Linked DNA regions of Homo sapiens: region 1 is linked to region 2. Evidence: chromatin contacts called from ENCODE Hi-C or POLR2A ChIA-PET data. All regions are on one chromosome and are shown on one strand. The core of a region is the stretch at or near the end of the contact, and the rest is flanking DNA. Distances in the headings are between cores, read along the strand shown. Region 1 has its middle 52 kb from the start of LINC02698. Region 2 holds the start of LINC00900 (long intergenic non-protein coding RNA 900).

Region 1 (3,690 bases), core at 475-2,974, 150 kb before region 2:
ATACTCCCCATACCGTTATTTATTTAATAGTGTATCTGAACGTGACTCAGTTTTATTTTATTTTATTTTTTTGAGACAGAATTTTGCTTTTGTCGCTCAGGCTGGAGTACAATGGTGTGATCTCAGCTCACTGCAACCTATGCCTCCTAGGTTCAAGCAATTCTCCTGCCTCAGCCTCCAAAGTAGCTGGGATTACAGGCATGTGCCATCACGCCTGGCTAATTTTTGTATTTTTAGTAGAGATAATGTTTCACCATGTTGGTCAGGCTGGTGTCGATCTCCTGACCTCCCAAAGTGCTGGGATTAGAGGTGTGAGCCACTGTGCCCAGCCACGTGACTCATCTTTAAACTTATGTTCTACCTTAGCCTTATCCTGAGTAATAATATCTGTGAAATTAAGTGTCTTATATTAGTTATATTTATATAATACAATACACATTAATATAGCTAAACGTTAACTTTAAAATGTTCACACATATACCATGTACAATTATTTCACTTACCCTCTAATATATATATATCACACTTTAGAAGTTCTGATCTGTGTTTGGTGCTGTGGGGGAATTAGAAGTGAGTCATGTGGTCCCTGACCTCAAAGGACTCCAGCACGCATCCCATCAATCTGCAGAAGGAGAGGACAGACTGCAAAAATGGGACGAGCCTCGGGGCTGGACACAAGTGGCTGGGAAACGTCCGCAGCAGGTCTCATTCCCCGGGAGGCGAGGATGAAAATTACAGGTGACACATGGGTCAATGGCCTGTCTCCTGACTCAAGACACACAAGGAAGAGACTCTTTGAAGCCTCAGGAGCAGACACTCAATTGGATAGCGCCTGGGATTTGAAGGTCTGCCATAGAGTCCGAAGAGAGGGGGAAAACACACGCAAACCACCCAATCACAGGGACCCCTGTGGCTCCTCACCCACCCTCCACCCTCCACCTTCCACTTATTCCACTCCTCTCGATTGTCAATTAAAATAAACAGCCTTGTATTCCACGGCCTGGCTTCAATCTATCTTGGCTGGGAGGATACGCACAGATTTGTGGCAGTGCCTGAAAGTCCTTGCTCAACCTTTTTAATATCTGAACAAAGCAATCAAACCCGATAAGATCTAGCGAAGGCAAGATCAATCTTCTGTCCCCGGGATGGAAGCTTATTAGTCTGTGGCCCACATCATCAGAGTTATTGTGCCATGTTAAATTTATTGGTACTATCTCACCTCATTAAATACTTAAATAGACCTGACAGGACAGAAAAACGGGCTTTTTAATTTTTTTCCTCTCTCCAAAGGGAGCTGGTGTTTCCCATGTCCCAGTTCACCTCTGCTGCAGCTGTTGGCAAAGAAGTGAGAAAGCCTGGCCCTGCGCAGAAGGTTCGGGCCGGCTGCGTGGCGGCTCCCAGGGTCCTCCTGACTCTGACCTGCCTTGGGCCAGAAGTGAAGAAAGCACCTTGGAGTGTGTGTCCATGAGAAGGAGGTGAAGAAGAGGCAGAGGGCAACCATGGCATTTATTCTCTTTGCCAAGTTACCCAAATCTGTGTGACTTTTTACATTTTCTAAGAGAAACCTCATCAGTCATTTAGCCAGGACAATTGCCAGAAATAAAGGTCGGGCTCACTGAGGAGAGAGGAAATAGGGAGTGTGTAGGGGAGTGTGGAAGTGGAGTGGGGGCGAGCTCACAGCAGCTCCCGTCCATCCCCCAGCACTGGGGCTTGTGGTCTTTATTTAGCAGATAGCCCTGGTATCCAGGGTTGGATTCCAGCCAAGGCCAGGATTTCCCCAGATTCTGAGCTAGAGAACTTGGCAGGCTGGTGAAGCCTTGCAGAGAGCCACTAGCCTGAAGGTTTCAAACAAATTACAAATGATGAGAGGTGGGAGTCAAAGAACGCGGATGTTGCTTGGTCCTATTTCTTTCCCCAGACCCCCTCATGACCATCCCCCAATTTTGTGTGTGTGTGTGTGTGTGTGTGTGTGTGTGTGTGTGTGTGTTCAGAGGGCAGAGTGCAAATTCAGGAACTCGAGAAACTTTGCAACCTAGAAAATATTCCTTAAACAGTTTCATCAGAAGTTGATTATTTTTTTTCTCATTTATCAAGCCAATTTTCTTCTCAGCCAAGGTGATTTGGGACACAGCCTCCCTGCATCCCCTTCCTCTCCTTATATCTCTACCTGCAGAGAAGGTCTCTTTTCTCCAGCTGTTTCCCTCTCCCAGCCGAGGTCCTCGTTTGCACCTTGTTAATAAGGTGGGCAAAGGGCCAGGAAGCAGCTCTTGGGTGCCTTCCGTTCCTAATGTCCTAAATGGCCATGACACTGTGCTTAATTTCCGTCTTAGTGCAATGGCTGGCGGGACATCAGCGGGCTGAGACCCGGGTCCTGTGACAGTATCTTCAACCGTGGCCATCAGCCTCCCTGTAATTAGAAGCCACGTGGAGCCCGCTGTCCTGCAGTGCCAGAGCTCCGTGGACTTATGTAACTGTCCCCCTGTTCAGAGCACAGGCTCTTTACAAGCTCTGAGTCTCCCAGCGTTAAAACAGCTATAATCCTTTGCCCACCCTGGGAGGGAAAGCAGGCCATGACCAGATGGGTTATCTATGTGATCAGCTTAGAATAGTGTGGGGCACGTAAAACCCTGCGCTTGTGCAGAAAACCTAGATGGTTGACATTTACCAACTGGGGAGCGTCACTCTTTATCTTTTTTGGAGTGTTCCATAGTAGACTTAGGGAAGTGAGACGGTCAGAAGCCCTGGGTGGGGACTTCTGTTGCTTTCAGTGCACATCAAAAAATGTTAAGTAGGGAGCAAAATGGAATGTTAAGCATTGTGGTTGAGCTATGTTGGTAATGAAAGACTGCCAATCATGACAAGGGTTTTGGGAGAATTGGAAGTCTGCCTGAACATGTGGATATAAAGACCCAGTTTGGTTTGAACCAAAGGGGGGTTTGGATGGTGGGTGGGGGAGGGTGGAGGAGGTGATTAATTACTGCCTGGGTGGCAGTATTTCTTCATTTAGAAGTTGCAGCCTCAATTATCTTTAATTACTTCCCTGGTGGCCTTAAATCCAGGGTGAATCCAGAATGGGGGTCAGCTGCTGGGGTATGTGTCTCGGGTGGGCTGGCAAAAGGTGGGCAAGGGGTTAGAGGGTCACTTTTGGGCACACGTGGATGGGGCTATTTCAGATCATCCCTTCCCTCCAGGACTCAGTGATAGAACTGACAATAATCAAAACCTGAATTAATACTACCCCAGATACACAGAGCATCTTCAGAGGAGTGCAGTGCCTCTTCTGAGTCATTTGTTTTTGTTTGTCTTCATTGACCCATTAGGGGGGCCAGAAGGTGTGAGTGGGGACTCTCCTTCCCATTTTATGGATGGACAAAAGAAACCACTTATATCTATGCAGCAGGTTGGAGGCCATGCTTCTCTGCTTTTGTCTGAGCAATCTCCTCTCCCAAACCCATGGATAGGAATCACCTAAGGTGCTCATTAAATATACAGATTCCCACACTAGATGTATGGGATAGATGTATGGAATCAGAATTCTCAGGGGTGGCCAAGGTTTTCAATATTTTTAACAGGCTTCCCAAGTCCCCCTTATGGGACTGGCATTTGGGAACCACAGCACCAGGCATGTCCTTACATTCTAAGCAGGGGGAGACCAGCTCCTTACCTCCTGGAAGCCTCCTGATCCCTGTG
Region 2 (3,695 bases), core at 798-3,297:
AATGCGAACAGTCCAAACACGCCATCTGTTCATTGAGGGGAGGGGTGAAAGAGCCTTTTCTTCCTAGGACCTTTGACAAATTCTGGCAGTGTCCACGGCACTGTAAAACAAAACAAGAGAAAATTCAAGCTCATGCTGCCAGTTCAGTTTATTTCGGTTTCTCCTTTTCTGCAGGCATCAGGTACATTATAGACAGGAAAATTGCATTTCAGAAACAGCACCTGTCAGAGCTAGGCAGGCAACACCCCCAGCCCCCGTCAGCACCAAATGCTTTTAATTAACTTTGGACACTTCCGTGCCTCGCACTTTATTTCTGAATGTTATTGAAAGTTGTCAGAACTTGTCTCACTTTTTTTCTTTTATTATTAATGTGTAAATACAATGCCTCAGGAGTGTTACTAAAACACAGAATCTAATCCCAGGAGATTAATTTATGAACGCAGCATAGGGTGAAGTTGCATCCTGGAGACTGCAAATTGATGTTGGTAAGAGCCACAAGCATCGGCCTCTCCAAACCCACGGGGATCCAGAAGGCCGAGGGGAGTGGAGGCAAGGAGGGATGGTGGGGGGAGAACGACTCTGCCGATTTTTGAGACACCCCCAGGAAATAGGACCTTAGGTTCCTCTTGGTGGGGCAGATGAGAGTAAGGCTACCTTTCTCTCCTGATGGGGCAGTGTCCCCTGCAAGTCCATCCATTAGCCAAGTCCATGGGCATTTATTGAGCACTTATGCCACATCAATCTATGCTCGGCTCTGTGGGAATCAAAACAAGCAAAGCAGTAGTTACTGCTTGTGATGACCTTATCTCTGTGGGGGTGGCGGGGGGAGTCAAACAGGCATTTGAAACTATTGGAGAACAAAGCCAGACTCAAGCAAGTATGGGATTGTGTGCAGCAGATTTTAAGTGCACAGTTCTGGTGGATAGGAGAGTCGGTGTGGACTGCAGTGGTCAAGTTAAGTCTGGAGCAGAGGAGTTGCTGGGTGGATATGCTAATCTCAAGCATAAGGCAGGGGAGTTAAGGATGGGGCGCCCAGGGTCCTTTGTGCGGAGCAGGGCAGCTTGGCTACGGTCATCTTTATTTCCTCGAAGGCCAGACAATCTGCGGGGAACGTGGGGAGGGCTCATCTGTTTAGAAGCTGTGCTTTAGGCAAGCTTGAGAAAACATCTGTCCATCCTTGTCCAAAGTGGGTAGCTAAGGACCCCTGGCAGAGAATCACCCATCTTGGGAGCTCTGAGCACCAAGGAGGAAAGCCCTCCGAATTTGAGCGGTGGTTCTCAATGGGAAAGAGAAAAGGAGTTTGCCCATAGCCAAGGGGAGAAGCTGGAGCAGGGTTAACCTGCGGCTTGGGGTTCAGTTGAGCAGGCTGGGCGCCCGGCATGGGAGGTAGAGGTAGGGAAGCTGGGCCTTCCCTTCGTCTTTTCTGCGACCAGGGACGGGTGGCACCTCGTGGTCCGCAGGAATACCTGTGTGGAGGGCTGGGGTTTGGCTCCTGCCGGCTCCTGGAGTATGCTGGGGGTCCACCCCCCGCCTCCCTGCGTCCCCTTCTCCAGCCTCGCCTCCCCAATGCGCTTCCCGCCTCTGCATCGCCGCCGGCCCCTTCACGCCTCTACCTTGGGCGGGTTTGGGGTAAGGGCCGCGCAGACCCTAAGGGAAGGCCCGAGGTCGCCGGAGCTCCTCCTCTCGCGGCTGAGTGAGGGTCTGGGAGGCCAGATGAAGGGAGCTGCTCGGCTGAGCTGCGGACCAGCGCGAGAGCAGCGGGCAGTGGCGGACCAGCGCCAGGGCAGGGCAGGGGTGGACAGAGGGCTCTCCCCACCCTTCCCTCCTCCAGTGAAAGTACCAGAAGAGATGGCGGCCGCTCCGCCGAGTGTCATTACCGCGGAAGCAGCAGAAGCCGGCGGCAGGAGCGGGCCCGAGAGCCCGCGGCCAGTGGCCTGCGCACCCCGCGCCCAGCGCCCCCGCCGCGGGTCATCAGTGTCAGCGTTGAGGGGTCCCGGGGAGCGGTTGCAGGGCGGCGGCGGCGGCCGGGTCATCAGAAGCACAGTGGAGCCGCCCCCTGCTTTGGGAGGAGCAAAAGAGCCTCTCGCTTGCCTCCCGCTCGAGCTCCTTCTCCTCTTCCTTTTCCTAGCGCTTCTCTCCCTCCCTCGGCGGGGTCCGCAGAGACAGCTGGGCAGGCGGAGGCTGCGCGCCTCTCGCACCTCCACGCCCACCCTCCCGCCGCCCCCCCCTCGGCCTGAAAGATCTGCGTCCACACCACCCTGCACCCAGGGCCCGTCAGGTTTTGCAGAAGTTTGCTGAGGGTCCTCACAGGGGGTCTCCCAGGGGAAGGGGTGGAGGGCTGGAGGGGCCGCGGTGGGAAGAGGTGGCAGACGCCGCCTGGCAACGGAGACCCTACCCTTTCTAGAAATTCAGAACGCAGAGAAACCAGTGCCCAGCCCTGCTCTTCAGCAAACGGTGTATTTCAGCCCGAGTTTCCTTCCGGGGGTTTGGCTGTGAGTGTGTGTGACCTCCCAGATGGCGGCACGGTTCAGATCCCATGCTCCCTCTGTTTCACAGCTGCCAGAGACAGACTCAGGGATTCCGGGCTTTGGAAGAAGGTCAGACCATGACCTCCTATCTCCTGTTCTCTTCTCCCCTCACTCATCACCCGCTGGCCACCCCACTCTCTGCACCCCACCATGCATGCTTACTGTAGACCTAATCACTAATTAGCCCAAGGGTTGACTGAGCGTGCTGGTGAGAGTAACAGGAGGCAGGTGGATGGGGAGGTGTGATGCTGCGCGCATAGTAGGTGCTGAAAACATGCAAGGGCACGATGCACATAAGCTAGACAGAGCCCTTGGTCCTGCTGGGTGCTGGGGGAGTGAGATTCAGAGCAGCAGACCATCAGCCGGGTAGACAGAGGTCATGGCCCCAGCAGCTCAGCCCCATTAGCTAGGCTGGTGGGAGGCAGCCAGTGCTTTTGAGGGCTCAGACAATCCCTGCGATTCAAGGGCTGCTCTTTGGAGCTGCTGCCAAACTAATCTCAGGCCTGCAGTCTTGGGCCTTTCCTTTAGTCTCAGCCCACTTGCTGACTCTGCCCTTCAGAGGAGGCCCACTGCCTCCTCCTGGGGCTGAGGATTAACCCCTAAAAACTGAGTTTTGTTTGCAGAGCTATCTCCAAAGCTGAGGGAGCCTCTGGAGTCTCCTGTTCTTGCTGCTTGTTGACTAGGGGGATCCTTGAGGTCAGATGGTGCTGGCAGCAGCTCAGCCCCTAGCCCCAGACACATATTCAGTCTGCAAATACAGCAGGAAATCTTTCTCACCTGGCCCAGCCATCAGTCCTGGCTTGCCCAGCCCTGCAGGGCACTGCCTAGTAGGCCTTTTCCTACAAGCTCAGCCCCACCCAGCTACGGAGCCTGCCCTAATTGGGCTAGGAGGGCACTAGCACCTCCCTTTTACTGGTAGGGGAAGTGCTGTACTCAGATGTCTGCCCACAGATTCAGGATCCAGTATGTTTGTGGCAAACACCCTTCCCTTGATCACCACTAAAGTGGTTCCATTCCTAGTGCTGGGACTCTGCCTTAGTTTCCTAATTAGCACTACAGCCCCCTGAGCTCCAGTCCCATCTGACTGAGATACTGGCCTCCTCTTGGGCCCTTTCCCACCCACATCCCAGGGAGTGGAGCCTGTTCCTCTTGGCTTCAGGACACTAC

Evidence for each region. A loop is a pair of places that touch in the nucleus more often than their neighbours do. ChIA-PET counts read pairs that join two places held with the same protein, here RNA polymerase II (POLR2A). Pooled maps may share reads with other maps.
Region 1: a loop to region 2 is called in a map of gastrocnemius medialis, with 4 times the contacts of the local background. The contact joins the enhancer-like site here to the promoter of LINC00900 in region 2. A Hi-C loop is called at or near these places in 1 of 168 maps with a recorded cell type or tissue (gastrocnemius medialis) and 1 of 50 pooled maps. POLR2A ChIA-PET finds 5 or more read pairs at or near these places in 2 of 52 experiments (AG04449 and H1).

Annotation. Positions count from the first base shown.
Region 1 is chr11:115,605,312-115,609,001 of GRCh38, forward strand. No RefSeq gene overlaps it. Among named protein-coding and RNA genes, the nearest start is that of LINC02698, 52 kb to the right of the region's middle. Within about 2 kb of position 1,725, at least 2 of the 41 ENCODE cell types and tissues checked have a DNase peak (open chromatin) inside an H3K27ac peak, as active enhancers do.
Region 2 is chr11:115,758,153-115,761,847 of GRCh38, forward strand. It overlaps LINC00900 (long intergenic non-protein coding RNA 900), which reads right to left and starts at 2,048. Exons shown (of 3, transcript NR_034148.1): 1 at 1,878-2,048; 2 at 1-100. The region is part of intron 2 of LINC02698 (long intergenic non-protein coding RNA 2698); the gene reads left to right. RefSeq lists an enhancer at 1,108-1,642.